Regions from separate parts of the Mus musculus genome. Here regions 1, 2, 3, 4, 5 and 7 are each linked to region 6. Evidence: chromatin loops called from intact Hi-C (ENCODE). Cell type or tissue: left cerebral cortex. All regions are shown on one strand. Each heading gives the region's core, and the rest is flanking DNA. Links, peaks and the distances in the headings are about the cores only. Region 1 has its middle 4.6 kb from the start of Gm36062. Region 2 overlaps Uros (uroporphyrinogen III synthase). Region 3 overlaps Ptpre (protein tyrosine phosphatase, receptor type, E). Region 4 overlaps Ptpre (protein tyrosine phosphatase, receptor type, E). Region 5 overlaps Fank1 (fibronectin type 3 and ankyrin repeat domains 1). Region 6 holds the start of Gm36356 (predicted gene, 36356). Region 7 overlaps Edrf1 (erythroid differentiation regulatory factor 1).

Region 1 (4,577 bases), core at 261-4,260, 83 kb before region 6:
TTGACCACTCACCAGTGACTGGTGTGGCAACTTAAAGTGGGGGGAGGGGAGGTGTTCATAGCTTAGAGATTGACTGAGTCCTGTGGTCTCCAGTTAAAGAAGTGACTGTGGGAAACCTCACTGAAACAACCACAACAGGTGTTCAAAAGTTCCAAGCACGTGGGGAAAAAAATGTGTGTCCTGCTCTCCTGTCCTTAGTGATGGTTTAGGGTCTAGCCTTGAGGACCATCGAGACAGCATCAGTGAGCTAACCCAGAGCTCACTCACACCTACTGGATTTCTGAGCACATCAGTTGGTGTCCCATTAGGAAGACAGACTGCTTCAGGGGTCACAAGAAGGGGTGTTTGACAGACATTAACTTATGAAATTATAGTAAGAGCTGGATGCAGGGGATGATGGAGGTATTAGGCATTGCTAAAGCTCCACACCTCTGCTAGAGCCAGCACGCCCAGGACCCTTGCAGCATGCTGCTCCTGTTTCCCAGGGCAGAGCAGGCTGCCACCCATGCAAGAAGACATCCACTCTTACCAGTCAACACGACAGGAGCTGCTGCAGTCGCCTGCTCCCACACCCCCTCTGCTCTCTTGAATTGGAACCCAGTTGCCATGTCTAGCTAGAGCATCCCTCAGAAACAAGAGCTCTCTCGCTGCCTCCAGCCTGGTATGAGACCTCTGCAACCCAAAGCCTTTATGGGACCCCAGCTTCTTCTGAAGGTTCTTAAGCCAGAAGAATAAGAAGGCACAGAATGACCCTACCATGACAAACGTAGCGGTGAGTAGTTGGACAACCCCTGGCACAACACTTGGAACCTATTTTTAAGAGGTGCCCAGCTCTGATCCACATGACTGACCACACCAGTGTCTGTAGGGAAAACCGCAAGCAGACCAAGGTAGAGTTTCCAGCAGACTTCTGGTGAGATGGGCAAAGTTGAGTTTATCTTTTCGTTTGGATGGTGGAGATGGCTGAGTGTTTAGGAGCACTTATTTCTCATGCAGAGGACTACGGTTTGGTTCTCAGCACCACGATCCAGCAGCTCATAGCTACCTGGACCTACAGCTCCAGGAGACCTGATGCCTCTGGCTTTCTCGAGCTCCTGTACGTGTGTCCATAGCCCACACAGACACATAAAAACAAATCTGTAAAGTGTTTTACTTTTTAAAAGCTAGATTGAGTAATATTTACACACTTCTCAAAGAAGTGTCTTTCACAAAAGAAAACCTTTCATATCCTTGTGAAGCTCAGAATATGTTGCAGAAGACCCCCAGAACTTCTTTATGCTTCGGATGCATGTGACTCGAGGTGAGGTAAATGTTATTGATTGAAAACTAAAACTCCAGAAGGCTCAAGGGCTGAGGTGTAGCTCAGTGGCAGGGCATTTGCCTGGAGTGTGAAAGGTCTGGGGTTTCATTCCCAGTGCTACAGAAAACCCTTATTGTCTGGGGATGGTGACACACAGCTGTGATACCAGCGTGTGTGTGTGTGTGTGTGTGTGTGTGTGTGTGTGTGTGTTAAAAATATCACACACATGTCACAAAAATTAATATTCAAGTTTTAAGAAAAAAATACCAAAGAAGACTTCTTAGTAAACAAGCTTGTTTTGTGGGGATTCTTTACTTTTTATTAACTAAGTCCAGAGAAGAAAGGCTGTATCTTTAAAATAAATTTCATTCAAAGTTATCTTTATCGATGTCTATGCATTCTGCATACACCTTTAATAAGGAAGGCATGAAGTTAACACCAATCGTCGCTTCTCCTCTCTAAGCAGACTGTCATCTACCACTAGATGGCGCCACAACCACATAATGACAGGCAGGCATCTCCCTGGAGGAAAGAGGTCCCCTTGGACTTACTCTGGAGGGTAAGGAAGACAGCCTCTCTCTTTCCAGTACTAGGACTTGGTTTCTCGTTTGTTGTGACCTTTGAAAACTCATGCTTAATTGCATTAGAACACTGCCCCCCTGTCCAGCTCCAGCAATCAAATTCACACAAATTGCTTCATTGGTCCTGGGGATGAGGCTGAGGGCTGGGGGCTGGGGGCTGACTCCTCTTGCCTAAAGTGGAAGAAACTGAGAGGCTGAGTTAACTCATCCCAGATCACATAGGCAGTAGTTAACCCAACCCAGATACACTTGAGTGGACTGAAATTGTACAAGCCCACGTGCCATCTTGGAGCCCAGCTGCCATCACCCCTTCAAGTCCACGACCAAGCTCCACGTCAGGGACAGTGGTCCAGCCTCACCGCTTCTCGTCACTCCACAGCAGAATGACTGACAGGAAACCATTTAACCTTGATTCAATCAGAACTTCAGAGCTGGTCGGAAAGATGAAAAGACCACAGCTTAGGTACACCAAAGACCCACTGACTGTGACTCCTTAATTGAACCTACATGATTCTAATTTTCCCCAAAACACTGGTTTCTCACCACAACTGAAATATGAAATGCAAGCGTCATGTCCTTGTCAGTGTAAATTAGTAAAATTTAATTACAGAAAATCAACCAACAGTTTTCCTTAATTTAAGAAAAGTTGATACATAGCAACCAATCCCAAAGCAGGCTGAAACATACCCCTTATGGTTTATAAAGTGGGCCACGGCCGTGGCCACTTTGAAACGAGCCTCTTTACACTAGGTTCCCAGCCTCTTACACTGCAGCCTGTGCTTTTCTGTGTGGCAAACATTAGCAGCTTTCCTGCTACCTCTCAGGCCAGCTTTGTCAGTCCTGTCTTCCAGCATTTGTGGGATGCTGGAGACTCAGCAATATATGAAGTGTTACAAGGAGAAGAAGCACCCGATAGGCTCATATGTGGGCCTCTCTCCACACTCAGTGTACAGCACTTACCCCAGAATTTATATAAATTTATATAAAATGCCGGGAGTGGGAGGCAGGGACTGTTCTAGAACTTAAGGCACGGGTCAAAATCCAGAGCAGTGTACACAAAACCATGCACACACTGCATTCTGATCTGGAAACATAAAGGTCAAAAATTAATTTAGGGATAATCTGAGAATTTTAAATATTTGCTGCTTTGTATAACATTAAGGGATTGCTGTTAACTTGCTAGCCGTGATGGCAAGGTTGGGACTATGTAGGACAAGGTCATTTTGTTTGTTTTGTTTTTGATGGGCACTGATTGCTACAGAATAAAGCCAAAAATAATTAGTATTTTTGAGTTTTAATCTTATGTTTGGAACTTTTTTTTAGAATAAAAGTTAGAATACACAAAAGAAAAACAAGTCTTGAAATTAGTTAAATGATCTATACTTAAATCCTGGCCAATGTTTCCCTAGTAAAAGGACATTGAGAAAAAAGCAGACCAAGGCAAAATCATTCTTCAGTTTTATATCAAGAATGTATGTGGTCAGGCCAGAGTGCCTGCCTAGCACATGAAAGGTCCTGAGTTCAGTCCCTAGTGATAGATAAAAGATAGATAGATAGATAGATAGATAGATAGATAGATAGATAGATAGATAGAAAGAAGGATGGATGGATGGATAGATAGATAGATAGATAGATAGGTAGGTAGATAGCATATTTGGATTAGAGTTTAACATGTATGAACAGCCAAGTGTTTAACTAAACATATTACTTTTGTATCTCAAAACCTAAGAGAACAACTTAGAAAGGGAAAGACTTGTCTTGGTTCAGAGTTTCAGGGGCTTCAACCCATCTTTGGCTCCACAAGCTCAGGCATAATGTCATACTGCATGGTGGTAGAAGTGGAGGGAGGCAAAGACTGTTCACCTCATAGTGGACAGGAAACAAAGACAAATCAAGGCACCCCCTTCTCCAAAGACATGTCTCCAGTGATTGAGTTCCTCCAGCTGGATCCCTAGTGTCTGAGAAGCCTAAGTGTGGCCACTGGCCACAGAGCCACACCTCAGTGCCTCTATGTTGCACACCACTGCTGCCCACAGGAGAGGCTTGGCGGGTGAAAGGGGTGGTAACAGCAGCAACAGGTGTGAGTACAGCTGCCAGTGTGTGTACAACTGCAGGTGTGGGTGCAGCTGCAGGTGTGAGTACATCTGCAGGTGTAGGTGCAGCTGCAGGTGTGGGCACAGCTGCAGGTGTGGGCATACCTATAGTTGGGCTTGTGTTTGGTGGGGGATGTCTGGAAGGTAGGTAGTGTCCACAAGGTAGGTAGTGGGTCACTTCAAAAGGGTAAGAGCTTGAAAAGGGGCCCAGGGCTGTTGTCCTGCCCTGAGACTCAGCAGGGCATGCTCTCAGCCCTGTGAGTTCTCTCTTAGACATATTTTTCTCTTCGAAAAATTCTCATCAGGGTTCCTCAAAGATGATTCAGGTGTTAAAGCATTTTCCCAAAAATGACTGTTCTTCATCCACTGAGAGTCACTGGGGTCCAGCCTGCTGAAAGCTCAGAAAGCTATTACTGTGAAGACAGGCGTCAGGCTTGGGCATCAGAGAAGGAGGGTAGAAATACAGCACAAATTGTAATGATTTTTACAGGGAAATTACAGGAAGGTTCACTTGATCTTGGAGGTCCTAGAGCCCACAGTGTTCACGAGTTAAAACTTCAACAGAAAGAAACTGCAAAGATAAGAACCTGGGAAGAGACTGGC
Region 2 (4,577 bases), core at 333-4,332, 1.8 Mb before region 6:
AGGAAAACCTCACTCCCCTGAAACATTAGTCCTTTCTGTGCACTGTTTGCAGCGCTCAATAATGCACGATATGTCAGGTGTGCCGAGGCCATTTGTGACCAATGTTGTGTGAAGGCTTTAAGCTCCTTCAGAAAAGCAACCCTATAGATAACAAACAGAAAACAATCGTGTTTTCCTACAACGATTTCGTCAAGACCAGAGTATTTCTAGGAAACAACTTTTCATTCTGGTGTCTACCCTAGATGCAGTGAAAACCAACTATTTCATTCTAATGTTTACCCTAGATACATCGGTGTCTATTAGGTTTCCTGCTACAGCCAGCCTTGAAAACAATGGGAGGAAAAAAAGGGAATAGAGGGCTGGAGTGAAGGCTCAGGAGTTAAGAGCACTGGCTGCTCTTAACTTCCAGAGGACCTGGGTTCAATTCTCAGCACCCACATGGCAGCTCACAGCTATCTTTAACTCCAGTCCCAGGGGATCTGACACCCTCACACAGACATACATGTAGGCAAAACACCAAAGCACATGAGATATAAATCATGTTCCCCAAGGTTTCTCTGTGTAGCCTTGGCTGTCCTTGAACTCACTCTGTAGCCCAGGCTGGCCTCAAACTCAGAGATCTGCCTGCCTCTGCCTTCCAAGTGCTGGAATTAAAGGCATGTACCACCACAGACTGGCAAATCATTTAAAAATGGAACAGAAATCTGTTCACTGAGTTTTCTGGGAGGAAACTTGGTCCTGTGGTACAGTATTGCACTAAACAAGGTTTTCCTCTGGGAATTTAATTTACACAAAGGTTTTGTTCCTCACAGTTTTGCCTTGGCCAAAGGCGCAGGAATGAAGTGAACTTTTTTAGGATGTGTGTGTCCACATGTGCACTATGTGTTTGGTGTGAGTGTGAAGCTCACAGGGCAACTCTGGGTATCCCTTCTCTCGGTCTGTCCTAAGTGAATCAAACTCAGGTTGCCAGGTTTGCATGGCAGGGCCTTTACTCATTGAGCCATTTTGCTGGTCTCAAAGTTGACTGTTAAGGCCAGCTGGCACTGCTGGCACAGCAGCCTGTGCACAGGGTTCCTGTCCCAGTGCACCTCAGTTCCACACAGTCAGTCTGCTGTGGCACAAGCTCCCTATTTCTTGTGTGGTGGAATAGCGTTGTAATCCGAGATAGTGTCTGCCAGAGGGAGCGCTCAGTCAGCACAGCTGCTGGCCCGAGGCTCCTGCATAGTACCCGAGAAGCTGAATGCGAAGGTGCTTCCAGCATCCCTAGCACTGACTATCATGCTTGTGGAGAGAGAAAGAGAGACAGACAGAGAGAGAGAGAGAGAGAGAGAGAGAGAGAGAGAGAGAACGAACCAGGGAAGTTAAACACACAGCTTACCTCTCCACTGAAATGAGGTGTGTATCCGCTCAGGAATGATGCAGGGTTACAACTTGGTGATCCTTCGCTGTCTGATGAGAAGGGCTCTGCCCAAATGCCCCACAATTGATGTTTTTACCTATCCCAGACCCCTTCCTCTAAATCATGAATATTGCTTTTAGACCATAAAACCCATTCTTATAAATAATGCCACCTGTGCTTTACAATGGCCTAAGTGTAATCTTAGGAGCCAGGACAACCTTGTGCTATGCTTAAATATGGCTAAAGTAAAATGATCTGGGCCAGACTCTAGAAGTCCTGGTCCAGCACTGGTTACAAACAAATCAGGCTGAGCCTTCTTACCCCCCTGTGATTGTTTTCTCCCTGCCTGCTGTAAAGCCTGTAGGGGAATCACCATCACTTTCAAATCAGAGTCTGAGATGGGTTCTAAGATCTCATGCAAAACAACCACGGCGGCTTGCAGCTGCACCCCCCCGCCATGGATGAAGCACTTCTGTTCTTGTGTAGCTCCTGTGGCCCTGACAGGAGTTCCAAATGGCATTCACGTCCCTGTAAGCTCTTCTCCTCCCCATTAGTTGTATCATCACTTCGTGGCCAGCAGCAGTGACTGCAGCATGTTTAGGAATAAGGGTCATATCTTAAGGTAGGAAGCCAGAAGCCACACTTCCCCATTCCCTTCCTACCAGGCCCCTTCTCCCTCTCTCCCTCCTCCCACTTTGGTTTTTCCAGACAGGGTTTCTGTGTGTGGCCCTGGCTGTCCTGGAACTCGCTTTGTAGTCCAGGATGACCTTGAACTCACAGGGACCTGCCTGCCTCTGCCTCTCGAGAGCTAGGATTAAAGACGTGCGCCACCACCACCCCGCTTTTACCTCTTCTTCTCTTTTTAAGATGTATTTATTATGTATACAGCATTCTGCCTGCATGTATGCCTGCTGGCCAGAAGAGGGCACCAGATCCCATTACAGATGGTTATGAGCCACCATGTGGCTGCAGGCAATTGAGCCAGTGCTCTTAATCTTTGAGCCACCTCTCCAGCCCAGCTTCCATCTTTTTTTAAGGTTTATTTCCTTTTAAAGGCTATGTGTATATGTCTCTGTGGAGGGGGAGTCAGAGTTCCTGGAGCTGTAGTTACAGGTGGGTGTGAGCTGCTTGCCACGGGTGCTGGGAACTGACCTTGGTCCTCTGAAAGAGCAAAACATGCTCGGAACCATTGAGTAACCTCTAATTAACACTTATTTATTTAGCACCACACCATGTGTCGGGGTCAGAGGACGACCTGTGGGAGTCAGTTCTCACCTTCCACCCCGTGGATTCCAGAGACAGAACTTAGTTATAAAGTTGGCATCAAGGCCTTCACTCCACTGAGGCTCTGACAACTTGCTAGCCCTATAAAGATTAAAGATTCCATGAACATCTGGGGATTAAGAACCTACCATATCAAACTTAGAGGGACACACTCCAAACCATGCCCAAACCACAGCACTAAGCCACGGCACTAGACCCTTCTTCCTCTTCTGTGGTGGATGATGGTGAGGTGGCTCAGAGTTTCAGAGCTGCTCTGAGAGAGGATCAGATCACATGTGTAAGGCTTCCTGCATCGGGCTGGGCATGGTGTGCACATAAGCGAAGACGCCTTCCAACCTGGCCTTCCATGAAGTCAGCTGCATGAGTACACAGCCACCTTCCCTACCACCGGCCCACGAGCTGCTAAAAGACAAACACAGGTTTTCTCAATGCAGCTCAATCTAGTCCAGGATTACCTAGTAGAAACAGTCTGGGGACACAGTTTTCAGAGCTTTTCTGCAGGGCACTACATTTCTTTTTCTTTTTTTAAAGATTTATTTATGTATATGAGTACTCTGTAGCTGCACAGATGGTTGTGAGCCTTCATGTGGTTATTGGGAATTGAATTTAGGACCTCTGCTTGCTCTGGTCAGCCCCGCTCGCTCAGGCCCAAAGATTTATTTATTATTATAAATAAGTATACTGTTGCCGTCTTCAGACACGCCAGAAAAGGGAGTCAGATCCCATTACAGATGGCTGTGAGCCACCATGTGGTAGCTGAGATTTGAACTCAGGACCTTTGGAAGAGCAGTCAGTGCTGTTTACCCGCTGAGCCATCTCTCCAGCCCGCTATATTTCTAACACACACACACACACACACACACACACACACACACACACACACACACACACAGTGCATGTGCACACACACACACACACACATACACATACACACGCACACAGTGCATGTGCACACACACACACACACACAGTGCATGTGCACACACACAGTGCATGTGCACACACACATACACACACACACACAGTGCATGTGCACACATACACACACACAGTGCATGTGCACACACACACACACAGTGCATGTGCACACACACACACACAGTGCATGTGCACACACACACACACACAGTACATGTGCACACACACACACACAGTGCATGTGCACACATATACACACACAGTGCATGTGCACACACACACACACACAGTGCATGTGCACACACACACACACAGTGCATGTGCACACATACACACACACACAGTGCATGTGCACACACACATACACACAGTGCATGTGCACACACACACACACAGTGCATGTGCACACACACACACACAGTGCATGTGCACACACACACACACATACACACACACACACACACACACACACACACACACAGTGCATGTGCACACACAGTCCAGAAGCAGCCAGTTTGATAGATATGCTGCAGTTATGTTTCAGAATGAGATAAAAAAGAAATCTCTGTATTTAAAGTATAATTATCCACAGCCCCCCTCCCCAAAGGCCAGAACTTTTAAGTCTTTTTTTTTTTTTTTAAATTTTTAGATATAGCCTAGAGTGTCTCACTATATGGTCCTGGCTGACCTTAAATTCATGACTGTTGTCTCCATTCTTGCAGTGCTGGGTTGATGAGTGTGCTACCATACTCAGATCAGTCCTATTTATTATTTATTTATTTATTTAATTTATGATGACTAAATCTACTTCACACATAGCGATTTATCATTCTTATCAGGTCAGCATCAGAGAGCCTATGATGTTCTGTTGTCCCAGAACACCACTTTGCACTGAGAACCACAGATGATAATAGTAGGCTGGAGTTATGGCTCAGTGGTTGAGAGTACTTATTCTTTCAGAGGACCTGGGTTCAAT
Region 3 (4,577 bases), core at 245-4,244, 140 kb after region 6:
CACCAGCAGACACAAAAAGAAACAAAAGTAAAATGGATGACACAGCCTTCACTTTGGTCACCTTTGAGGTGAATTCGTTTCAAAGTGTTTGTTTACATTCCAGAAAGGTCCATCGTCAACAGCAGGGAGCAGTGTCTCAGTTCATTCCAGAGAGTTGGTGAGCTAGTTCCTGAGTAGTGACTCTGTCCACGTGACCATCCTAGCAGGAATCAGGGCTGCTGCACCAAGGGCTTCCCTCACCTCTCTAACTTCCTGGAGACATAAGAGTTTAGGCTCCACTTGCTCGCTTTACTTATCCAGAGAGAGACAACGCTGGTCCAAGGCCACTCAGCTTAGGGATGGCAGCTGGTATCTTAAATTTTTGAGATCCACGAATCTCCAATGAGCAGCTGCAGAGACAGCAGCCATGGTAGGAAGTTGCTGGTTTAAACTTAGGAATCCTCAATTCCTTAATCTTCTAACTATTATTATTGAAGTAGTAAAGGTTATTTACTTGGTGGGAAATTTTCCCTATAAAGACAACAGAATTTCCCTCCCACTTCTCTGACAGCACATAGTCAAAGGGACCCTGTGTTTGGCTCCCCAAACCCTTGGTGAAACAGAGAAGGTTGGGCCATACTCAGCCATAGCCATGAGCCAACAGTCCAAGCAAACAGGGAAGACCAAAGTGTGGATATTTCGTTCCTTCTTAGAATAGGGAACAAAATACCCATGGAAGGAGTTTCAGAGACAAAGTTCGGAGCTGAGACGGAAGGATGGGCCATCCAGAGACTGCCCCACCCGGGGATCCATGCCATAAACAACCACCAAACCCAGACACTATTGCATATGCCAGCAAGATTTGCTGACAGGACCCTAATAAAGCTGTCTCTTGTGAGGCTATGCCAGTGCCTGGCAAACACAGAAGTGGATGCTCATAGTCATCTATTGGATGGAACACAGAGCCCCCAATGGAGGAGCTAGAGAAAGTACCCAAGGAGTTGAAGGGGTCTGCAACCCTTAAGGGGAACAACAATATGAACTAACCAGTACCCCCCAGAGCTTGTGTCTCTAGCTGCATATGTAGCAGAGGATGGCCTAGTCGGCCATCATTGGGAAGAGAGGACCTTGGTCCTGCAAAGATGATATGCCCCAGTACAGGAATGCCAGGGCCAGGAAGCAGGAGTGGGTGGGTTGGGGAGCAGGGCGGGGAGAGGGTATAGGGGACTTTTGAAATATAAATGAAGAAAATATCTAATGAAAAAAGAGAAAGAAATGATCACTCTGTTGATAGCGCACATTACAGTACAGGGGCAGGGGGGGCATTCATTATTTCATTCATTCATTCACCCATTCTGTAAGTCCTCTGGTCAGTCCCCAGATGTGAAGTCCCCTGCAGGCTGACAATGTGGCATGACGTCCCCAGCCCCTTTAGCCCCTGGCATTTGCTCAGTACAACTGGCCTCACTCATTCATGTCATCAGTGTTCCCCTAGACCGAGCTCCCCAATTCACAGCATTTGCCCAAGCTGCTCTTGCAGTTGGGAAATGGAAAAGCCAAGGGACTTGGAATCCAGGTTCTCGCCACGTGCCTGGCTCTGCAGAGAAGGCTTGGCTGGGAACTAGCCCTTTCCCTTGGCTGAGAAATAACAAGGCTGCCCACTCAGTGAAGAATAGGCACCATCTCCACATCTGGGAAGAGGCTAGGTTGCCAACAGTTTTTCTCCCCGTGGCTGTCGGCGTGTTAAATAGCCAATAGCAGATTCATTAAGCAGCCGGCAGGTGAACGCAGGTTTCCCCAGAGCCACTGCCACCTCACCTTTAGTGCTTCCCGGATACATATGTGTGTGTGTGTGTGTGTGTGTGTGTGTGTGTGTGTGTGTGTGTGTATATGTATATGTATATGTATATGTATATGTATATGTATATGTATGCACTGCGAGTTACAGTCTCCAGGATAATTGATTTCAATATGTATGGAAGAATCGATGCTGTGGGAAGAGAGCCAGTGTCCTGAATGGGCCATGCCGTTTGATGGGTAATTTCCTCCCAGCTCTTTCAGCCAAGGGACTTTCACTGGACTGTTAAATTTCTTGACTGAGGGAGAAATGAGGGACCCACGGATCGTAGAATTGAATTGAAAGTGAGAACATGAGGGGTGAGGGGCCTGCTAGGGGGAATTCAGATGTGCCTTAGAAGGCTAATTCCTAATTAATCGCTTCACCAGTGTGTGAATGGAGGATTTGAGAAGTTTGTCACAGCATTGCTGTGGTCGTTATTCAGGAAGTGATGGGCCAGAAAACACATTTATAAAGTGAATCTGCTGAAATGCTGGTCAGAGGGTGACCTCTGGGGACACACTGAGTTAGGAAGGCTGAGCTCTGATCTGGCAGCAGCAGGTTGATGTGGGTCAATATTTCTGTCACTTTCCAGTGGCGCCATCTGCTGGTCATCTTCAGCATTTGCCCTCTAGCTTCAAGTGTTGAGAGTGCATAAAGAGCTCCTGAATCCCGAATCTAGAAGGCTTTCAAGTTCAGGTACTAAGCTGAGCAGAGACCATAAAATGTTAACCAATAATGCCTTAATCACGTAAAATCACCTTCTCGGACACCCATCAGTTTCCTCTCCAACAGCCAGCACTTTCCTATCATGTGTCTGGCCCACTGGGCAGTGAGCTTTCCGAGTCCCCTCTCCCACTCATGTGTCTTCATGCTGGAACCCAGTTTCAGGAGGTTCTCAGCTGTGGGTGCCCCCAGAAGAACTGGGACAGAGATGTGCCATGACCATGTGTGTAATATGCAGGGGGACTGTCCTGTTGCTGGCTCAGAGCGGATCATGAACAGGGCTCACCTGGGTTCTCCCATGCATCCTAAGGTTGGCACGGGGTCTCAGACCACAGAGCCTCAGATTATGGAAGGTAGTGTGTCTGAGAGACAGGCAACTTACAGAGTGACAGGTACTGAGCCCAGGTGTCTGCCTCACCCATCTGTCTCCCTGTCCTCGGTGTACTGGCAGGCTGACTTAAGACACTAAGATGCTCAAGGCTGCTTGTACATCAAACCTCTCTGGAGTTCAACACCTGCCTCACAAGGCAATAACATAACTTCTGCCTGCCCTTGGCTTGCGAGATCCAGAACAGTATCACCCTGTGATGAATAGTAATAGCATTCCATATTGCTGTTCATCCTGGCTCAACAGCAAATAGAACATCAAGGACATCGTTCTGTCCCCCAAGGTAGGACTGGTGAGGGCCCCTGACCTTAGGAAGGCTTTCTCCAGGCAAGCCATCTGTTGACCATCTGACTCTCGGCTCAGCTCGGGAGCCATGCGGGCATGCCTCCGACATGACAGACTTGGAAGAGCAGTATTTCATGCACCCAGGAGTGCCTTGAAGCTGAGGATGCAAACGTAATCACCATGGCTTCTCCAGCACCCAGTCTATTTAGGTGGTGCAAGGGGGTGGGGCAGGAATACCTCATACTCACTGAAGTCATCTATCAGAGAGCGCCCCCACCTGTCCCAGTTAGAATAGAAACATTTAAAGTGAGCATGTTTGTCTAGCCTTGCCAGGTAAACTAGACTCCTTCCATGGTATGGAAAACACCTGTTGAACCAATGAATAAACACATCCTGGGCAAATAAAGAACAATCCCTATTACCATCTCCTGGTCACACTAAAATCAGCATTTCTTTAAAAATGCATGAGCTCCGTGATGCTTCCCAGTGTGAAAGCCAGCCATTTTATGAAATTGGTGTGCATTTTCTACTAAAGAGTAGAGTGTCTACTTATTAATATTCCCAAGGGGTAGCTTTTGGGTTCTCTGCTGTGCTGCTGTTATAATTTTCTATAATTATATGGTGCTGATTGTAGTTTGCCAACAGAACGTCAATAAAATGAAATGTAACCCTGGAACTAACACACTCTCTCACCACCCCACCCCCAATCTCATTCTCAAGAATTCTTTTTCTCCGACTATGCAGCCTTACAATGGCCTGGGGCCCAGGGAGGCAAGAGGACGTCCTCCCCGAAATCCTAATCACTATGACCATGAGTGCAGAGCTGTCCTGCAGAATTCAATTTGTACAAATAATAGGGAGGATATCTGGTAGAGGACTCGTGATCATCTAGAAATGGAGGGAGAATTCTGTTTGTATTTCTTTGGTCTTGCTTTTTTTTATGATGATGGAGAATAAACCTGGGATCTTGCACATATTTGGCAAATGGTCTACAACTGGGTACACACACAATCCATGGATTCTCTGTTAGAGCAGCATTATGAGCCAGATCCAGAAAGGAGTTTGACAGAATTCAAAATTAGGAGGCAGAGCCATCTAAGAGCCAGGAAATAGATTCTCTCTAGACACTGAACCTGCTGACAGATTTAGGGTTTGGAAATCCTAAAACTCTAAGGAGTTTCTATTGTTTATCTACCATGTGATCTGATGTGCCTTGCTCAGTAACCTGAATTGTAAAGGGGGTGGAGCAACCACACTCGGTGCCATTAAATAGTTGAGTGACCTCATATGAATGAGTGAGTGAATTTATGAATGCATGAATGAATGAATGAATGAGTGAAGCTACCACAAACTGACTTGGAT
Region 4 (4,577 bases), core at 145-4,144, 180 kb after region 6:
CTGATCAGAAGGAGAACAGAGAGCTGGAGCCCAGGGGAATGCCTAGGGAAGGCATTCTGAAAGTGTGGAGGCAGGGTTCACTTGAGCCAGATGGTCGTTAGGGTCAGGCTCCCTAACTCTAAAGTGGCTTCAGCATGCACGGTCATGGCTGACGTAATAGGATGTGAGAGATGAAGGGGTGAGCGAATGAGATATAACTATATGCTCCCCCCAAAGCCACTCTGGTTGGTCCACAGCCACATTTGCCACCTCGGAGGCTTCTCTTCCCCCTTTATAAAAGACACACTCATGCAGAGTCATGCTTCCAGCTCATGATACACAGACTGCTGACACAGGTTATTTGACCTTATGCCACATCCCGAACTGTGTCTTGACTATTCTCCTTCAATTGCTCGTCACAGGAGAAGTGCTACCAGTACTGGCCAGACCAGGGCTGTTGGACCTACGGCAACATCCGGGTGTGTGTAGAGGACTGCGTGGTCCTGGTGGATTACACGATCCGAAAGTTCTGCATCCATCCGGTACACATGAATGTCTTATTTGGCTTCTCGGGAGCGAGGTTGGCAGGGGTGGGGGTGGGGGTGGGGCTTTACAGTGAGAACAGCTGCCCCACCTTGACCCACTCATAGCATGGCAGGAACTCTCACAGAGGCTGTGGTTGCAGGGCTGGATCCTGTGACAGACTGGGGACAGGGTTAGTGGATCAAGGACCCGAATCTGCAGAGGGCTGGATGCTTTGACTCCCAGCCACTGTCCTGGGCCTCCCCAGAAGGTGGGTGAGCCAGCTGGAGTGGTAGAGGATTCAATGGGGGTTGGGGGCTTTCCCACTGCACCAAGCAGGCACTGCGCCACTGAGCTACTCCTAGTGACAAGCTCTCACTATGTGATCCATGGAGGTCTGGAACTTCCTGTGTAGAACATGCTGGCTGCTGACTTTCATAGATCCACCTGCCTCTGCCTCCCAAGTGTTGGGATGAAAGACATGAGTCGCCATGTCTGGTGACAGAATTGTTTTATAATGGTGTCAAAAATTAGGTTCAGACTCTCCCCCAGTATCTTTCATGCTCATTTCGAGGCAGCCTTCGATCAAAATGCTCGAGAACAAAGCAGAGGAAATGAAGACCACAGAGACAGGCTGTTTTTATTAGGAATAAAATGTAGAGCGGTTGGTAAAATTAAGTTGCAAAAATCTGAAAGAAGTGTCTAGAAGCCACCGCAGAAGGTTTTGAAAGGATGGACTGAGGGGCCTAGCCTAATGGTAGAATATGTGCCTGAGGCATCCCAAAATTGTTATCCCTTGCTTCCATACAGAGAATACACACACACACACACACACACACACACACACACACACACACACACCTTACTTCTAAACACACTGGTATTGTCATCTTCCACCATCAGGAGCAGGAGAACCATGCATGCTGCAAAGGCTTGGAGAATCTGGGAGGGAGGGTCTGGAGGTCTCCAGTGTGTAGGCTGACCCTTCATTCTTCCTTCCCACGCTGACTCTTTGAGACTTAAATATGCTGGCAGTGACTCAGGTCGCCACAAGTCAGGTGGGACTGTGTAGATGGAGCAGGCAGGTCTGCCTCACAGCTGGAGTGTGTGAGCATTAAGACCAGCTTTGGGGATATGTGGCTACTGGGATCCTGGCCTGGTATAGCCAGCTGCAAAAGCCCTTTGCCAGCCAAGAGCTGTGTATTGTCACATCGGGTATGGTACCCCTGCATTCCAGGGTTCTCTGTGTTTGCAGCCGCTGACCTGGCATGAGCCCCACTGTCCTTCGGAAGGAGATGCTAAACAGTTCCACCTCCCATCTCTCACTTCCCCCTCATCCCTTACAGCAACTCCCAGACAGCTGCAAAGCCCCGCGGCTGGTCTCACAGCTGCACTTCACCAGCTGGCCTGACTTCGGGGTGCCGTTTACCCCCATCGGGATGCTCAAGTTCCTGAAGAAAGTGAAGACACTCAACCCCTCACATGCTGGGCCCATTGTGGTTCACTGTAGGTATGTCAGGGAGGGGCCAGCCACAGTGTGGGGAATGGCCAGTGCGGCAGTGGTGGGGTGGGCAGAGCTAGGGCTGGGGGGAATGAAGTTTTGAAGCAGCTATACCCAAAGTTGCGTGTGGAGAAAGGAATTCTAGCCCCTCTTGGTCTCTGGGGTACCTGCCCCAGTGGTGTCTGGACAGACCCCCAATATGTAAAACTCTTGAAGGCTGACAAGGCCCAGGTTGATGGCTGGCATGGGAGCTCTGGGCAAGTCCACTGACCTTGCCCTCTGCTCTACCTGGTACCTCAAGGATCGTTTAGTTCCCATAGCAGGGGACACACACACACACACACACACACACACACCCCTTCAGTGTCTCTAGTCCTGAGATAAATAACCAGAGCAGCAGTGCCCTCTAGTGGCTATGCATAGATTTGCTCCTTGTTCTTCCAAGTTGCACCCTCCTTAATTTTGCCCTAGGCTGTGTCCTTTGTCCCCCAGGTTCAGGCATCTTCCCAGGCTTGCCATTTACTTCAGGGGAATGTGACTCACGAGGTGGCATCTTTCTCCTCCCTGAAGCGCGGGCGTGGGTCGGACTGGCACCTTCATTGTGATCGATGCCATGATGGACATGATACACTCGGAGCAGAAGGTTGACGTCTTTGAGTTTGTGTCTAGAATCCGCAATCAGCGCCCTCAGATGGTCCAGACGGATGTGAGTGGCACCTCTTTCTGCCCTGGCCTAAGCATCACAGAGCACTCAGGTGCCTTCGCACCACTCCACAGGCCCATTTAAAAATATTTTTTGACTGTGTGTTGTTGTTGTTGTTGTTTTGCACCTGGTCTGTCATGCGGATAGATTCTACCACTGAGCTGTAATCTCAGCCACCCCTTTACTTCCTGGAACTCAGTCTTAGTGAGTAGCCCAGCCTGCTTTTGACCTGGCTCTGTAGCTTGGGCAGCCCTTGAACATATCCTCTTTATGTCTCAGCTTTCCAAATAACTGGAATTTTGAACTATTGCCACCAGGCCCCGCTTGCAGGTCTGGGTTTTGCTGTTATTGGTTTTATTTATTTATTTATTTATATCTCAAATGCTTCATCCCATCCCTCCTCACAGAGTCTCTCCTCTCATTCCCCCTCCCCTTCACCTCTGGGCCCTCCCAGGTCCGCCCTGCTAGAATCCCACCCACCCACAACCCTGGTGCATCAAGTCTCTGCAGGATTAGGCACATCCTCTCCTGCTGGTCAGATGGGTTTTAATAGGCAGGTGGCCACAGGCTATGAGCATGCCCATTGTCAGACCTGGTATACCTCCCACTCTGTCATTACCTCCCATGGAGTCACAAAGGCTGGTGACCCTGATCCTTAGCATGTTCATATGCCATGGTGGTGATTCTAAGCAGCTGACATAGCCCCTGGAGCCCTCGGAGGTAGTGGTCATTACTGTCATCTTATTTTACCCTAGACGACCAGTCCACATGATCACTCTTGCTCCTCGGCCTTGCTTTACCAGCGATGGGGCAGTCTTGAGTGGCACCCCCTGTCTCCCTACAGGTTCAGTATACATTCATCTACCAAGCCTTACTGGAATACTACCTCTATGGGGACACAGAGCTGGATGTGTCCTCCCTGGAGAGGCACCTGCAGACGCTCCATAGCACAGCCACCCATTTTGACAAGATCGGGCTGGAGGAAGAGTTCAGGGTGAGTGCTGCAAAGCAACTTCCACACCCTGAGGGGCTGAGAGGGCCTGGGGAGCCAAGGAAAATGGTGCCAACTTAAATGACGCCTCCTGAGCTCAGAAAGTTTGGTGGGTATCAGGTTGTTAGCTCTTAGGGAAGCTACATGTAGGATCACTTCATCTTCCAATATCAAGGCGACTTCTGGAGGCAAACTTGGGAGCAGGTCTCCTGCTGCAGGTCTGTCTGTCATGTTTGGCTCTAACTACATTCCTTGGCTGCAGAAGCTGACCAACGTGCGAATCATGAAGGAGAACATGAGGACGGGCAACCTGCCTGCCAACATGAAGAAGGCCCGCGTCATCCAGATCATTCCATGTAAGGCAGTGGGCATGTGGGCCTCATGCCCTGGACCACCTACCTTCGTACATCATGCTAGGGGGCAAGCGCCTCTGGGTGACTTGGAGCTGTGTCCGAAGCTAGGAAGAAAGGACTCTCCTGGGGGCACTCTGAGGGATCTCCATGGACCCATAGGGTCTCAAGTGGTACCTAGAATATAGCTCAAACGCAAGACACCAGAGCTTCTGTATAGGGAGGGTTCCCTGGGACCTGAAAAGCTTGCCTCAGATGAGACCTGGGACCTCACTAGCGCTCTCTGGAGACCCCTTCTCCCTTACACAGTGGGAAGTGAGTTGCATGGCCAAGAATATATACATAAAAAGAACTAAATCAGACCAAAGGTGAATTCTGCTGAGCCCTTGGAGTGTGGGGTGAGGGGTGGGGTGGGGAGAACTTGCCTTGGAAATTTCATAACACTTAGCCTGAGGTAGAGTCAATTCTAGTCTTCCATTGAGGACCAGGATAACTGAGGCAAAGACCCATAGTCAGCAGGAACCCACATCT
Region 5 (4,577 bases), core at 224-4,223, 1.7 Mb before region 6:
TTCTGAGTCCCAGTCAAGCTATGAAATGGTAAAATAATTTTATTTTAGGGTCTTAGGAGTGACAGTGCTGACCAGGTCTTCTAATGGAGGCAGGAACAATGGGAGCTGACAGAGGCAAGCAGACTGATTTGAAGTAAAACAGGGAAAAGTTCTTTGTAGGTGACTTCATTGAATGTTAAAGAAAGGGTTATATGATAGGGACACATGACTGACCAAGAGTGAAGCCAGGGTCTGTCTATGTAACTCTGGCCATCTTGCTGCTCACTATGTACACCAGGATGGCCTAAAATCATGTAGACCCATGAGCCTCTGCTCTGAGGCGAGTGTCCCCATGCATACCTACTTCTACCCCAACTCGTTACCCACAGACAAATTCTCCTTTCCTGCCACTCTGCCTTTGTGTGGCACTGTGGTTGAGTGTCTGGAGGCTCCATTTTACTGTCGTACCACGGTGTGGTGTGGTTTGTCCTGCCTGATCCACATTTGGGCTATTCCATTTGGGTCTGTTGTAAGCAATTCTCTACAGTCGTGGCTTTTTGGTCCCCATGCCAGTGCTTCCATTGACTTGCTTGCGTGATGTGTTTTGTGAAGCTTGCTCTTTGGTCTTAGGACAGTGTCTCAGTTCTCTGTGTCTGCAACAGTTCTGAGGGGCGTCTCAGCTGCTCTCTTCCTGTTGTATCACCTTCTTAAAGCTCTGGTCATTGTGGTGGGTAGGAGGCAGTATCTCCTAGTGTTTGCAATTTCCTTTTTTTTTTCAAGACAGGGTTTCTCTGTAGCCCTGGCTATCCTGGAACTCACTCTATAGACCAGGCTGGCCTTGAACTCAGAAATCTACCTGCCTTTGCCTCCCAAGTGCTGGGATTAACGGTGTGCGCCACCACTGCCCAGCTTGTGTTTGCAATTTCCTAACACCTAATTAGACCAAACACATTTCCATATATTCTAATACCAGTCACTTGACTATGTTTCTTGGGGAGAGGATTGCTCATGGTTCTTGTCTAACTTTTTTATTGTCTTGCCTGGTGTTAGATTATCATTGCTTTCTAAGATTTCTTAAACATAATCTGAGCCAAAGTCTTTTGTTTATGTTTTCCCCTACTTGGTGGCTTGTGTTTTCATTCTTAAAAAAAAAAAGGCATTTAATGGATGTGTATGAATGTTTTGCCTGCATGTACGTCTGTGCAACATATGTGTACAGTGCCTGTAGAGATCAGTAGAGGGCGTCAGATCCCCCATGGAACTGGAGTTGTAGTTTGTTGTGAGCCTCCAAGTGGCTACTGGGAACTGAATCCCGGTCCTCTAAAAAAGCAGCCACTTAACCTCTGAGCCATCTCTCCAGCTTTCATTTTCATTCCTAAGGTTTCTTTTGGTGACATACACTTTTAATCCCTGCACTCTAGAGGGAGAGGGCTGTGGTTTTTCTATAAGTTCAAGGCCAACCTGGTCTACATAGTGAGTTCCAGGCTAGCCAGGCTACATCATAAAATTGTGTTTCAAAAGAGTTTGAATTTACACAGTTGATTAATAAGTAAAGTTTTGTTAGCAGTATGTGTGTGTGTGTGTACACTCCAAGTTATTTTACTGTTTATCTGGAACATGCATTAAATATAAAGTAAAATTTAAAAATAGTACCATTGAGTTGATGTGGCCTTCATTAAAGTGACTACTGTTGTTCACTTTTCTTTTTATTGCACATCACACACCATATATATATATATATGGCTGTGCTTCTGGCTCTCCACACTGATCCATTAGTTAGTTTATCTGGATTTTGTTTGGTTCTAGAAATAAGCAAGCATGATAAAGCACAGGCCCTCCTCCAGACATGCTTATAATCTGAGGGAAAAGTCAGATAGTTAATGTTAATAGGATGAGCTACAGTTGAAAAGTTAAAGTCCCGCTGTGTTTAAAGTTTTAGTCTGTTAGTCGCTTCTCTAAGGGGATTCTTTTCTGCAGTAGGAAAACTTCCTGTAATTGAAAAGTACGTTGTTTAGTTATGTGGCTTTTCCTTGCAGTTTAACATACATACATCTATTCCAAGACACACATTGTTATGAATCTACCTGTTTCGAGGGCTGGGATGAGCAGGGTGCTAAGGGAGTCCAGCCTTGGGCAGTAGGTGGCAGTGTTGGTCAAGCAAGTGAAGGCTTAAGATGTCTGGCTAGTCCTAGGGACTGAGCCAGGGCAGAATCCCTGAGAGTGAAGAATGTGTCAGGACCAAGGGGGAAGGAACAGAGAAAGGACTGGGAAAGGTGGAGGAAGGCCAGGAGAAGGGTCTATTTATGCAGGCCTGGGCACTCAACTCTGAGCAGGCACCCATACTTTATCGTTCACTCACCCAGCTTCCTCCTCTTAGATACCCTTAACCTCTCTTTGCTAAACACAGAAGAGAAATTGCAAAGGTAGCTAGGATGGGACTTGCCAGGGCTCCATCTCAGTCTGTCTTCACAATTTACACTCCCACTCGCCGGCATCAACGATTTGTTGTTGGAATGGCTAGTTATTGCTGCTTGGAAGAGTTGGCTCCTTACAGGCAGATGCACTGTCTGAGCCTAGCTGCACTGGCACGGCTTTGGCTCCTCCTCTAGGAGTGCTCAGAGTTGGAGTCTAGCTGGGTTCAGACACAGCTGTCTTCATCCCTGGACTCTGCATCATCCCTGGGGATGTGGCAGAGCTTTCCTCCTGGTTTTGCTTTTTTGTTTGTTTGTTTGTTTTTGTTTGCTTGCTTGTTTGAGATATCTACATCAGCAGACACCCAAGTGCAGGTCATTTCTCCTTTGCAGAGAGGCACCCTGGGTTCCCCGGCAGTACAGCCCTCTTCCTTGGCTGTGTGACTGTGGTTTGTTGTGTGTGTGCTGGGTGCTTGTTAGATTCACAACTTTGCCTCATGGAGCTATAGCTTCATGAAAGTCTGGGCGCCACGTCTGTGATCACACGGTCACCACTGCTCAGCACTGAGCCCAACATCCCTTGATGCCCACCAGAAGAAGGGATAAAAGCCAATGGATGTCCTTAAGGTAACTTTCTGGTGTATAGCACTTATACATCTCCCTATAGGGAGCACACCCTGTCATATTGTATTTAACACACTAAAGAAGATCAAAGATTTAAATGAACTTAAATCCTTTTCAGGAGCAAGACAAAAGTTTGCGTTCTTTGAAGCAATTCTTTTGCTTTTTTCAAGTGTAAACTGCAAACACAAAATTGATTATGATAGTGAATTTTATCAATAATGACAAAAAGTATAACTAATTAAGAATATAAAACCAACAAATACCACAAGTGTCACAAAATAAAATAGTATTTTCTGGCAGTCTAATACATTTTAACTTTTTTTTTCTCACACGTATTTTGGCTGCCTGTCATATGGAGTTTTGTGTAACACTTTAGCAATAACTTCTGTGATTCGGGCAGGAAGGTGTTTTTGTTTTCCCAGTAGCCTAGTTAGTAAACTTCCTTTCTTCTGTCTGAAGTTGTTTGACTTCTTACATAATTTTCTCACAGCATTTCTCATCACAGGTCTGCATCTGCGCAGTTCATGAGGCCTCTGCATCTCTCTGTCAGAGGCAGGCTTGAGGGGGGCTTTCACACCCTGGGGACGTGAGGACCATTTTCCTGGCTCATCCCTTTTACCTTTCATAAAGTACATGGAGACACAGTTATGGTATGATAAATAGAAATTCAGAATAGATGCACATACTAATTATGAAGTCCACACACCAGAGTCCAGAAGGCTGTGATTATGAGCAACATTTAAAAATTAAAACCAGTCACCCTGGATTCCATGATTGTCTGTCCATTTGCCTTTAGGTATTAGTTGAATTGAGTGATTTTGACCTTTTTTTTTTTCCATAACTGAAATTTAGAGCATGCTTTTTAAAGAAGTAAACTATACACATAGGAAAATGTGCATATTTTATGTGGCCTGAAGAATTTTTACAAATCAACCTGCCTATCTGCTCCAAATTCAGATTAACCTCAGACGCCACCTCAGGTTCACTCCAGAGCCCACCTCCACCCAGCAAGAATAACTAGTGATCACTTCCAACAGTGTGTATTAGGCTGCCTGGTTCTGACTGTTTTGTAAGCAGATCAGTGTGACACCTTCTTGTTCACATGTGGTTTCTCCCCAGCACTGATGTTAGGCAATCCATCTCTGCCATTGTGAATAGCTGAAGATTCTTCTCTCTCCATGCTAATTCCATTGTGAGAACAGACCAGGATGTGGGTGTCCGTGCACATCTCAGTAGTTTACAGTGTGGGCCTCTGATGAATACAACTTTCATGAGCCTTCCAGTAATGTCTCTTAGTACACATTCCCACTGAATAAGTTCCTAAAAGTGTAATTATGGATGGATGCAGTTTGTATGTAGCTATCTGTGGTTAGATAGTTCCAAAGAGTTGTTCAAAACTGCAGTTCATGCCTTCCTCAGAGGGGTGTGTGAAGTTGGGTCTCTCTGTGTCATGATGGATACTTGGTATTCTGATCCACTTATGTTTGATTTTTGAGGCAGAGTCTCATGTAGCACAGCTGGCTTCAGGCTTCCTGTGTACTTGAGGGCGACCTTTCACCTTCA
Region 6 (4,577 bases), core at 194-4,193:
TAATCCCATCAAAGAGTGGGAGGGAGCCAGGGAGATCCTACCCCAGGTCCTGGAAGGAAGCTGGTTGCTAGAAATGGGAACAGTCTCTACCACAGGAAGGTAAGCCAGTCCACCTGCCCTCACCCCAGCAGCCTTTCAGAGCTGGAAAGACCCACCCTTCAAAACCTTATACTCTAGAAACCTCTTGAGTGTCCTGCTGAGTGTTTCCTTTCAAAGACAAATTAGTTTCAAACCCGAGGAGCCTGCTGCCTCTAGCCTACCAGCCTCAAGGAACCCCGGGCAGATGCCCCCCACCCCCACCTCCACCCCCACCCCCCAGAGCCCGGGACTGGACAGTCAATACCAAATTAAAACTGAGTTTAAAATAAATTAGCGAACAACAGCTCTCAGCCCTTCCTGCCGGCCTGCTGCCGCTGCTCTTTTCTTTTTAGTCCAATAAAACAATTAACTTTTACATCTCAATTTAGAAGCAGCTGCCTTGGGGGCAGGGGAGCTCTGGCTGGGAACGGCTCTACACAGGGAGAGCAAAGAATCCACTCATCCAGATAGCTGAAGCAGCCAGCGGGCAAGCTTGGCAGCTGCCACTCAAAGGGCCTCCAAAGGCCTGTGCACAGAGTGCTACTCAGCAAGCAGTCAGAGGTGGGGTTGGCAGATCTCGTGGCGCCCCGCTGTGGTTGCTCACAGCAAAGGATGCCGAGGAAGAGGGACCAAGGGAGCAGGCCAAACCCAACAGAAGCTCACTGCCAAGCCTTCAGAGCTCGCAAGGATGCTTTGCAAGAATCTGGGGTGCAGTCTGTGAAGTGTCACTGAGTCGAGACCACTTCCTGTCCCTTCTCTATCCAGATGGCACAGGTGAGGCCTTGGCAAGGGGACCAGCTTTCTGGGAGCTGACCAGGGAGAGCAGAGGCGATCTCAGGCCTTCAAGGCTGGATGTTGGCTGGCCAGCTGGTGGGTTGGGCAATGGAATGGAGATGGCTACCATCGCTGCAGACAGAAAGGAAGCCTGGGAGAGCGGTAGAGGCGGGATAGGAGGGTGAGAAAAGGAGCCCTAAAAGGAATAGTAGTGTTAGGATTGGAAAAGTGGGTGGGGGGGACTCAAGCCACTAGGGAGAGGCTGGACTAAGAAGCTGGAAGTCTGGCAGACAAGGTCAGCATAATAGCAGCAACAACGATTCCTGCGGCCTTTGGAGCAGCAGGGTCAGACCAACATGCTCTTGGGAAGGAAGAAGCAATTGCAGGAGGGGAATTAGAGGTTTGACAAGAGAGCCTGGAGTCTGCCTTAGATAGCGTAAAGGGGTCAGGGAGGGAGTGGCTTCAGAAAAAGAGGGGGTGTCACGGTGATTGGGGTGCAGCTGAAGTGAGAGAGGAATGGCTCGTCCTTCTAAGCCTTTTGTTAGCAGACCTTATGAAGGACCTGGTTCAGTACTCCCGTGCAGTTACAGATCATCATCACAGCAGGACGGGTGATGTCAGTCTCTTTGAAGATGTCCAAGACCCTGCGTGAAGCTGAAAGGAGGCTGTGTCTGGCAGAAGACACCACACTGAAATAGAAGAAATAGACCCTGCCTCTCCCCCACTTCTCCTCAGGTGGGGAGAAAGTTACAGGACAGGCAGCATCAGCAGAATGAGCCATCAACGGATGCTGATAGAGCATTGATCAAGGCAATGTAGCCGAGGACAACCCAAGGCTGTGAAGCCAAGCCCACAGAACTCAGGAGCCATTGCATCAAAGTGAGTCTTTAAGCCACCTAGAAGAGTGTGTGTCAGTCTGAGGTGACATGGCTTCGTGGGAAGCAATGTCTTCAGTGTGTCCACTGTGCTCTGTAAAAAGGCTTTGGCCCCAGGACCTCCTAGTGTCTGCACAGTGGGGATGTGTGTGCCTGGACACGCAGGCAGAATGCCAAGTACATACACACAGCGAGGAGGCCACTAGAGGGAAGGCTTCATGAGAGGGAAGCCCAGGGTTGCATGGGAGATACATAAGGCAGAGGGATTGCTATACTTGGGAGCCATGAAAACATATTGACTTTGATTTTTAAAAGGATTTAAGAAAAAATACATGACTATGGGGGCCACTATCAACAGAAGGGCCTGCATGCACGAATACACGTAAAACCCACAAATGAATGGGATTAGCGCTCCTTTAACCTGGTGATTCCTGGTGTGCACATGTGAGGGTGACTGTGAGAATTTAGGGAACCTCATGGACAAAGCTGCTTGGAGAAGTGCACCTCCAAACCACAGAAGATCACCCACTTAACAGGGGATGACCCATTCCCTCCCTGAGCTCTCTGCCAACTGCAGCAACGCATTTAACGGCCTCTGCTGCTCTCTACTGGTAGCTCCTGGAAACACACTTTTGCCTCTTGGGAGGGACAAGTTCCAAGCCGAAATGTGAACTCTGAGAGGCCCTGTGGACTCTCCAGGGGTGTCCTCATCTGCCAGAATCAATGTGCAAGTTTGCAGCAAACCCCAAAGTGAAATCCACACAGAAAATCACCCACCTAGTCTCTACATTTCAAAATCAATTCTAATAGAAGCAGCTACCCAGACTCATGATGGGAACAGTGTCTAAGAGATGAGAGTCCAGCGATCCCACCTTATCCATGGTGGGCTAGCTTTCCACATGCTCACATACCCTTTCTCATTTGTGCCCTGTAAATACAGAATGGAAAAATTACAGGGATGAGCAGGTCATGCGTTTTAAATTGCACATTGCTCAAATAGCAAGATGAAATCGCATTAGCCTCTCTATCCAGTGTATCCCCACTGTGTGTGTTCTCCAGCTGGTACTTATCTGAGCAGCTGTCTTGGTGATCAGATGGTCTGTTGTGGTACTGCAGAGATTGTGTTCAAGTCGTTAATAAGGGTGGGGGAGTGGGAGGCGTAGAACGGGCTGCCTAGGACTCTATGCAAGTGTGCTGCAGGCCACACGGGATGAATCATAGTATCACAAGGGTGTTTAACATTATTCCAGGTCTCAGGCTATACAGCCCAGGCACACTGTATTTCCATAGGTAATTGCTGGGTTCACTCACCATTCCTCAGTTCCTGAAGTGGCCACCAGGAGGCAGTGCTCCCGGGCATCTCCCAGGCACTCTTGGACCATCTGATCTCTCACATCTGATCTCTCAGGTGCTTCTCTGGCACATGGAAACAACTATTGGCAATGCACACATGGCTGAGTAAGGCTGGTTCCAGAGAACACCATGGACAGTGGCTGTGTTTGGGGAGGGGGGACGGGGGGGTCTGTGTTTTGAACTCTAGCCTACAACAGAAGTCTAGCTTACAAATAAGGAAACTGAAACCAGAAGAACTGGGGCCCATGGACATTGGTTGAGTACAGACACCGACAATCCTCAACTCTCTCCTTGGAAGAGACGCCAATAGTTCCTTAAAGCTCTGTCAATTATCACCAGGACGGACAGGCTTCCAGCAGTTCCCAGGTTAACATCAGACAGTAAGAAATCTCATATTGAAAGCTAGTCACCAGCACCTTTGCATTCCCAATGGTGTCTGTTGAGTGAAGTTTTCCTGGGTAAATGTGAACAAATGTCCACACACCCCAGATATGGTACTGTCCTAGATGGCTTTTCTGTTATGTGATAAAACACCACGACGAAAAACAACTTGGTGAAGAAAGGCTTTATTTCATCAGTTACAGACTATCATGAAGGGGGAAGGGGGGCAGGACCGCAAGACAGGAACCTGGAAGCAGGAGCAGGAGCAGGAGCCACCCAAGTGTGCTGCTCCCTTGCTTGTTCCTTGTGGCTAGCTCAGCCTGCTTTATTATTCAACCCAAGACCATCAGTCCAGAGATGGCACCACGAACAGTGGGCTAGACCCTCCCACATGAACATAAGCCAAGAAAATTTACTCTTAGACTTGCCTATAGGCCAATCTTGGGGAGGCAAGGTACCAATGACAGACCAGAGCACAACTCCACCCAAATCCAACTTGTGAGGCAATAACTCATTGACCTTATTTAGCACAGTTGAGGGTCTAATTAAGGAATGTAGGTGTCTTAGTCAGGGTTCCTATTCCTGCACAAAAGATGTGACCAAGAAGCAAGTGGAAGCTTACACTTTCCGCATTGCTGTTCATCACCAAAGGAAGTCAGGATTGGAACTCAGGCAGGTCAGGAAGCAGGAGCTGATGCAGAGGCCATGGAGGGATGTTACTTACTGGCTTGCTTCCCCTGGGCTTGCTCAGCTTGCTTTCTTATAGAACCCAAGACTGCCAGCCCAGGGATGGCACTACCCACAATAGGCCCTCCCACCCTTGATCGCTAATTGAGACAATGCCTTTCAGCTGGATCTCATGGAGGCATTCCCACAACTGAAGCTCCTTTCTCTGTGACAACTCCAGCTTGTGTCAAGTTGACACACAAAACCAGCCAATACAGTAGGTGACCCCAGAGCAGCTGCATTGCTGGTAAGTCTCACCCTAGCTTGGACACTGACTTCCCTATGACTGTATAGATGGAGTCTCTCCCCTCTTCAGCCAACTTTCCACTCTCTATATGTTCTAGCATCTCCTGAGGTTACATGTGATTTGGGCAGGATTATAAGCAGGTG
Region 7 (4,577 bases), core at 327-4,326, 1.8 Mb before region 6:
GGAACTTTAGTTTACACTTACCTGATACACTCTCCAGAGGCAGCATTGAAAACACTGGAGCCCAGTGGTCCAGTTACCTTCCCATGTCCCAAGTTCATCAGTTCACGGCCACACACCACACAGGAGCCTCAAAGCACAGCAGCTGTGTTTGCATGATTGCATTACTGACTTCAGTCTTTAATGAGCATAGTTACAGAGAGACCTGTTAGAAGTTTCAAAGCCTTGTAAGGTTGTTTTTCTATTTGAAGGTGTCTTTGCCTTTGCTTTCCAAGAGCAGGGAGCGCTCTGCTCTCAGTCCCAGCTGACTGCCCGGAAGCATTTGCTCCATAACTCTGCAGCATAGTCCAGCATTTCTGCTGAGTGTGCCCCAGGCTTCTGCCACCTCTTCTGTCCATGGTGGGTCCTGGCTAGGCAGTACCTGTTTCCATGTTGCTTCTGTAGCAAACAGTCAATGCTGGGAAGTCATGAAATTCCACATAGGATTCATTTCTTTTATGTCAGTATTTCTTAGGTGTGGGGCCTTACTGTATCTTTATCAGGGAGCTTTTGGGTCTGCTTCCTGTTTATGATTCTGTAAACTGGATTTGAAGAGGCTGCTTAGCCTTCACTGTATATGAAACATGGGAGGAGGACAGGTTAGGTAAAGTAACTTTGTGCTGTTTTTAGCCCAAGAATGATGAGGCTACACCGGCTGCTGATTCTTCACCTAATCTTAATCGAGAAGAAGTGATCAAACTCCTTAGTATATTTGAATCTCGTCTGTCATTCCTTCTCCTTCAATCCATCAAACTGATGTCGTCATCTAAAAGGAAAATGAGGTAAATTACTTGGTTATTTATTGAACCTTCTTTGCTAACTCCTCACCTATAAAAAGAACTTGAGTTCCTGCTATTGATAAAAAGAACAGGTTGTATTGTTTATGTTGTATGTAGAAAATGCAAAATTTGAGGCTGGAGAAATGGCTCAGCGATTAAGAGCACTGACTGCTCTTCTGAAGGTCCTGAGTTCCAATCCCAGCAACTACATGGTGGCTCACAACCATCCATAATGAGATTTTTAAGTACTATTCCTTGTTAGGTAAGAATCATGACCATGTGCCTACTGCATAGTCATGGAGAGACAAGTAGCCGTGGAGTGAAGACCCTAAGTTGTTTGTAGTAGCACTTGCAAACATGTTTTTAATGTGAATTGGGGACTATGATGTGGATATAAAGGTGCACACCTTTAATCCCAGCACTAGGGAGGCAGAGGCAGGTGGATTTCTGAGTTCGAGGCCAGCCTGGTCTACAGAGTGAGTTCCAGGACAGCCAGGGCTACACAGAGAAACCCTGTCTCCAAAAAGAAAGTTAGGGCGTCTGAAGCTGGGTAGTAGGAGGGAGATGGGTGGTCGGGTGCACAGCCAGGTGCCTCGGCTGATGTGTGTGCTGTTTCACCAGAGCTGTTCTTTGGCATCATTAACTTGAAATTGAGTACAAAGTTCTACATCAGGAGCATGATATACAAACACAAGTGCAGTCTAGCCCATATTACAGAAAATGAAAAACAGATAAAAGTCAAAGAAAATGCACCCACGTACATCATTGTTTCTAGTTAAATCTGTCTTACCATTTTATCTTGGGGTACAGATAAAGTAATTTTCGTTTTGTGACTCGGTGTTATGAGCTTTGACAACGTTTATTTAGCATTCCAAAAATTTCTGTCCACCACAACCATGTTGCAACAAAGTCCATCACTCCACAAATTGCTTCTTGGTGATGTTAAGCAATCTGATCTTGTACAATTTTGGAGTTTTCTCTTAGTGCCTCTCTCATTAATGGTCGTTTCAAGCCCATGAAGAAACCCCTCACTATCATCTCTGCCCAGCTTAGCTGTTATTTCTTGCCTGTACGGATATTTGTTCAGGAGTGTTGAAAACTGGACATCCGTTAGGACAGCAGAGGCTGGCTTGGTCTGCCTGAGAGGTTTCACCTGCCAGGTATTCCATTGAGTTCATTTTTTATATCTTGAACAGAGCTGCAGTTGAGAATTTCTTCTTAAACTGCAACCTTCTGTATAGCACAGGATCCAAGTTCCAACGAAGTAGATGCCCTCAGCTAAAGTTCCTCCTCTGATGTTTTTTACTTTGGTCAGTTCTAGCCCAAAATATTAAGTGGAAAATTCCATGATTTATTTGTTTTGTGCATACCTCAGTCTTCAAACTTATCCTTCTGAGGAGAACTTTTACTGGAGGAAGTCTCAAGTACGCAGCAAGGTGGTTTGGTATGTTCACTGCAGTTTAGTGCACCAGAAAGCAGAGTAAATAACACACAGTGGAGAAGAGAGATTCTTAGCTTTTACTGCCTAAAAACTTAACTGCAGGTAGGTTTGTAACATTTATTGGTGTCCACAAGGTGGCAGTGTGTGTGTGTGTGTGTGTGTGTGTGTGTGTGTGTGTGTGTGTGTGTGTATGTATGTATGTATGTAGGATCCTGTGAGCTAATTTAGTGATTTTTTTTTCCAGATTAGTGGTTTGGGTGATTGACTGACAGTTTCAGTCTTTTGATGTTTTTTTTTTAATATTTATTATATGTAAGTACACTGTAGCTGTCTTCAGACACTCCAGAAGAGGTCATCAGATCTCCTTACGGATGGTTGTGAGCCACCATGTGGTTGCTGGGATTTGACCTCTAGACCTTCGGAAGAGCAGTCGGGTGCTCTTACCCACTGAGCCATCTCACCAGCCCTTGATGTTTTATCACAATAGTTCTATGTATGGCTTATGTAATTTTTATTTCCAACCAGGTTATTAGTGTTGAAGAAATGATGTTTTTGATTTCTCTGTGTAGCCCTGGCTATTCTGGAACTCACTAGGTTAGACCACGCTGGCCTCAAACTCAGAGATCTACCTGCCTCTGTCTCCTAAGTGCTGAGATTAAAGATATATACCACCACACCTGGATTATTGAAGAAATTTTTTTTAAAGATTTATTTATTATTTATTCTATGTAAGTACACTGTAGCTGTCTTCAGACACACCAGAAGAGGGAGTCAGATCTCATTACGGATGGTTGTGAGCCACCATGTGGTTGCTGGGATTTGAACTCCGGACCTACGGAAGAGCAGTCGGGTACTCTTACCTGCTGAGCCATCTCACCAGCCCTTGAAGAAATTTTTAATCTAAAGTTTTCATGCAAGCCAAATGTCGTAGGAGCTGATCTGTGCGTTCAGGTTTATTGACCGAAAGGAACACAGCCCTCTGCAGGTTGGAGGCAGGTCACTGTGGTTGCTGAGTCGGGACTTTCTGTTGTGTTTCATTCGTGGTCGGTAAAAACAGCTAGCAAGTTTACTGTTGATAAAGCAGACCTAGCTGTGTTCTTTAAGAGAAAAGGAAATCAGAATGTGACCTTAACAGAAAGGAACATTAGTAGTTTATTTTGACTGCTGTTTCTCCCCATTAGCCTGAGGCAAAATAAGAAAGTGGGCTTAATAATTGAAAAGCTTAACTTAGGTTCTCAGAAATTAAAGTGAGCTTTAAGAAAATTAGGATTAATTTTCTTTTTTCTTTTTTTTTTTAAGATTTATTTTTATGTATATGAGTATTCTGTAGCAGTCTTCAGACACACCAGAAGAGGGTATCAGATCCTGTTACAGATGGTTGTGAACCACCATGTGGTTGCTGGAAATTGAACTCAGGACCTCTGGAAGAAGAGTCAGTGCTCTTAACTGCTGAGCCATCTCTCCAGTCCCAGGGTTATTTTTCTTGTTGAAGCTGTTGAGTGTGCTTCATAGTATGACAACTGTGTAGGTTGGACAAGATACACATTTTGTTTATTACATTTCAGGGGAGTTATTTCACTTTGGATTAAGAATCGAGCTGTTCATAACACGCCCTTTAGCATTCACTGCTCTAGCAGAGTGGCACCATGACATTTCAGAGGCTTTAGGATTTGAGATGAAAAGCTATAAACATCTGAGGATCATGAAGCCCTGTGCTGTAGTACAGAGAAGAAATCTGTAACATCATGGACGGTCCTTAGCCAGATATAAACATTAAGTATTTAGTTTAGTAAAATGGTAGATAAGGTAAACCAGCTAATTATATTAAGAGGAAAACGATCTGTTTGACATGTGGAGACTGTAGATAGTAACTTCAGTTCAGTGGGTGACAGTAGGTTAAGAAGGGCGTGATCTACACAAGTTGTAAGAAGCTGAGGCAGGAGTCTGTGAGCAGAGCTCAGCTGCCAGTTTAGATTGGCACTTGTTGCTGAGTAGAGGGGCCATGTAGTTGCTCCATGCTTGATCAGCCCCAGCTCCCACTCAACTTTCTCCATGACATATTCTTTGACCATGTTTTTGTGACTGCTCCCAGTGCCTTTTTCCAGTGCCTCTGCTGGGAAGGCAGGGGTCTTTCTCTGGTTTACTCAACAGCCATAGATAAGTCAGATACTCTAAGAAGTGCCTGTTGTTTCCAGCCCCTCCCTCTATTCCCTCACCTGTTTGTTTTTAACCTCAGCAGTAACGCTGAAGAAGACATAGTCCTCCAAACCAACAAGCAGATTTACTCCCAGCTTTTGAGAGCGACTGCCAACAGAAACTCA

Evidence for each region. Peaks named below come from ENCODE experiments on the same cell type or tissue, not always from the same donor. Only the 100,000 strongest peaks of a DNase experiment are listed, where the experiment ranks them.
Region 1: it touches region 6 in a loop (7-fold over the local background); 30 of 42 quality-filtered maps call a loop at or near these places.
Region 2: it touches region 6 in a loop (5-fold over the local background); 5 of 42 quality-filtered maps call a loop at or near these places.
Region 3: a loop joins it to region 6, with 5 times the contacts of the local background. A loop is called at or near these places in 14 of 42 quality-filtered maps.
Region 4: it touches region 6 in a loop (2.8-fold over the local background); 8 of 42 quality-filtered maps call a loop at or near these places.
Region 5: it touches region 6 in a loop (5-fold over the local background); 5 of 42 quality-filtered maps call a loop at or near these places.
Region 7: a loop joins it to region 6, with 5 times the contacts of the local background. A loop is called at or near these places in 8 of 42 quality-filtered maps.

The regions. Positions count from the first base shown.
Region 1 is chr7:135,401,828-135,406,404 of GRCm38, forward strand. No RefSeq gene overlaps it. Among named protein-coding and RNA genes, the nearest start is that of Gm36062, 4.6 kb to the left of the region's middle. In left cerebral cortex, for the core only: a CTCF peak has its summit at 1,783 (motif pointing right); a DNase peak (open chromatin) is centred at 1,793.
Region 2 is chr7:133,681,995-133,686,571 of GRCm38, forward strand. Uros (uroporphyrinogen III synthase) reads right to left here. Exons shown (of 10, transcript NM_009479.3): 10 at 4,361-4,577. Among named protein-coding and RNA genes, the nearest start is that of Mmp21, 4.2 kb to the left of the region's middle. In left cerebral cortex, for the core only: a CTCF peak has its summit at 2,332 (motif pointing right); no DNase peak of the experiment used is centred there.
Region 3 is chr7:135,629,579-135,634,155 of GRCm38, forward strand. All of the region lies in intron 2 of Ptpre (protein tyrosine phosphatase, receptor type, E), which reads left to right. Among named protein-coding and RNA genes, the nearest start is that of 5830432E09Rik, 20 kb to the right of the region's middle. In left cerebral cortex, for the core only: a CTCF peak has its summit at 2,422 (motif pointing left); DNase peaks (open chromatin) are centred at 1,579, 2,415 and 3,453.
Region 4 is chr7:135,667,150-135,671,726 of GRCm38, forward strand. Ptpre (protein tyrosine phosphatase, receptor type, E) reads left to right here. Exons shown (of 21, transcript NM_011212.3): 11 at 402-521; 12 at 1,848-2,011; 13 at 2,573-2,708; 14 at 3,550-3,699; 15 at 3,959-4,052. Among named protein-coding and RNA genes, the nearest start is that of 5830432E09Rik, 17 kb to the left of the region's middle. In left cerebral cortex, for the core only: a CTCF peak has its summit at 2,430 (motif pointing left); a DNase peak (open chromatin) is centred at 2,403.
Region 5 is chr7:133,803,697-133,808,273 of GRCm38, forward strand. The region is part of intron 1 of Fank1 (fibronectin type 3 and ankyrin repeat domains 1); the gene reads left to right. Among named protein-coding and RNA genes, the nearest start is that of Fank1, 29 kb to the left of the region's middle. In left cerebral cortex, for the core only: a CTCF peak has its summit at 2,117 (motif pointing right); a DNase peak (open chromatin) is centred at 2,121.
Region 6 is chr7:135,485,312-135,489,888 of GRCm38, forward strand. It overlaps Gm36356 (predicted gene, 36356), which reads left to right and starts at 610. Exons shown (of 8, transcript NR_166608.1): 1 at 610-852; 2 at 1,401-1,731; 3 at 3,018-3,185; 4 at 4,312-4,434. In left cerebral cortex, for the core only: CTCF peaks have their summits at 680, 2,342 (motif pointing left) and 3,062 (motif pointing right); DNase peaks (open chromatin) are centred at 630 and 2,329.
Region 7 is chr7:133,666,874-133,671,450 of GRCm38, forward strand. It overlaps Edrf1 (erythroid differentiation regulatory factor 1), which reads left to right. Exons shown (of 25, transcript NM_178115.4): 24 at 667-818; 25 at 4,493-4,577. Among named protein-coding and RNA genes, the nearest start is that of Mmp21, 11 kb to the right of the region's middle. In left cerebral cortex, for the core only: CTCF peaks have their summits at 2,346 (motif pointing right) and 2,545; a DNase peak (open chromatin) is centred at 2,386.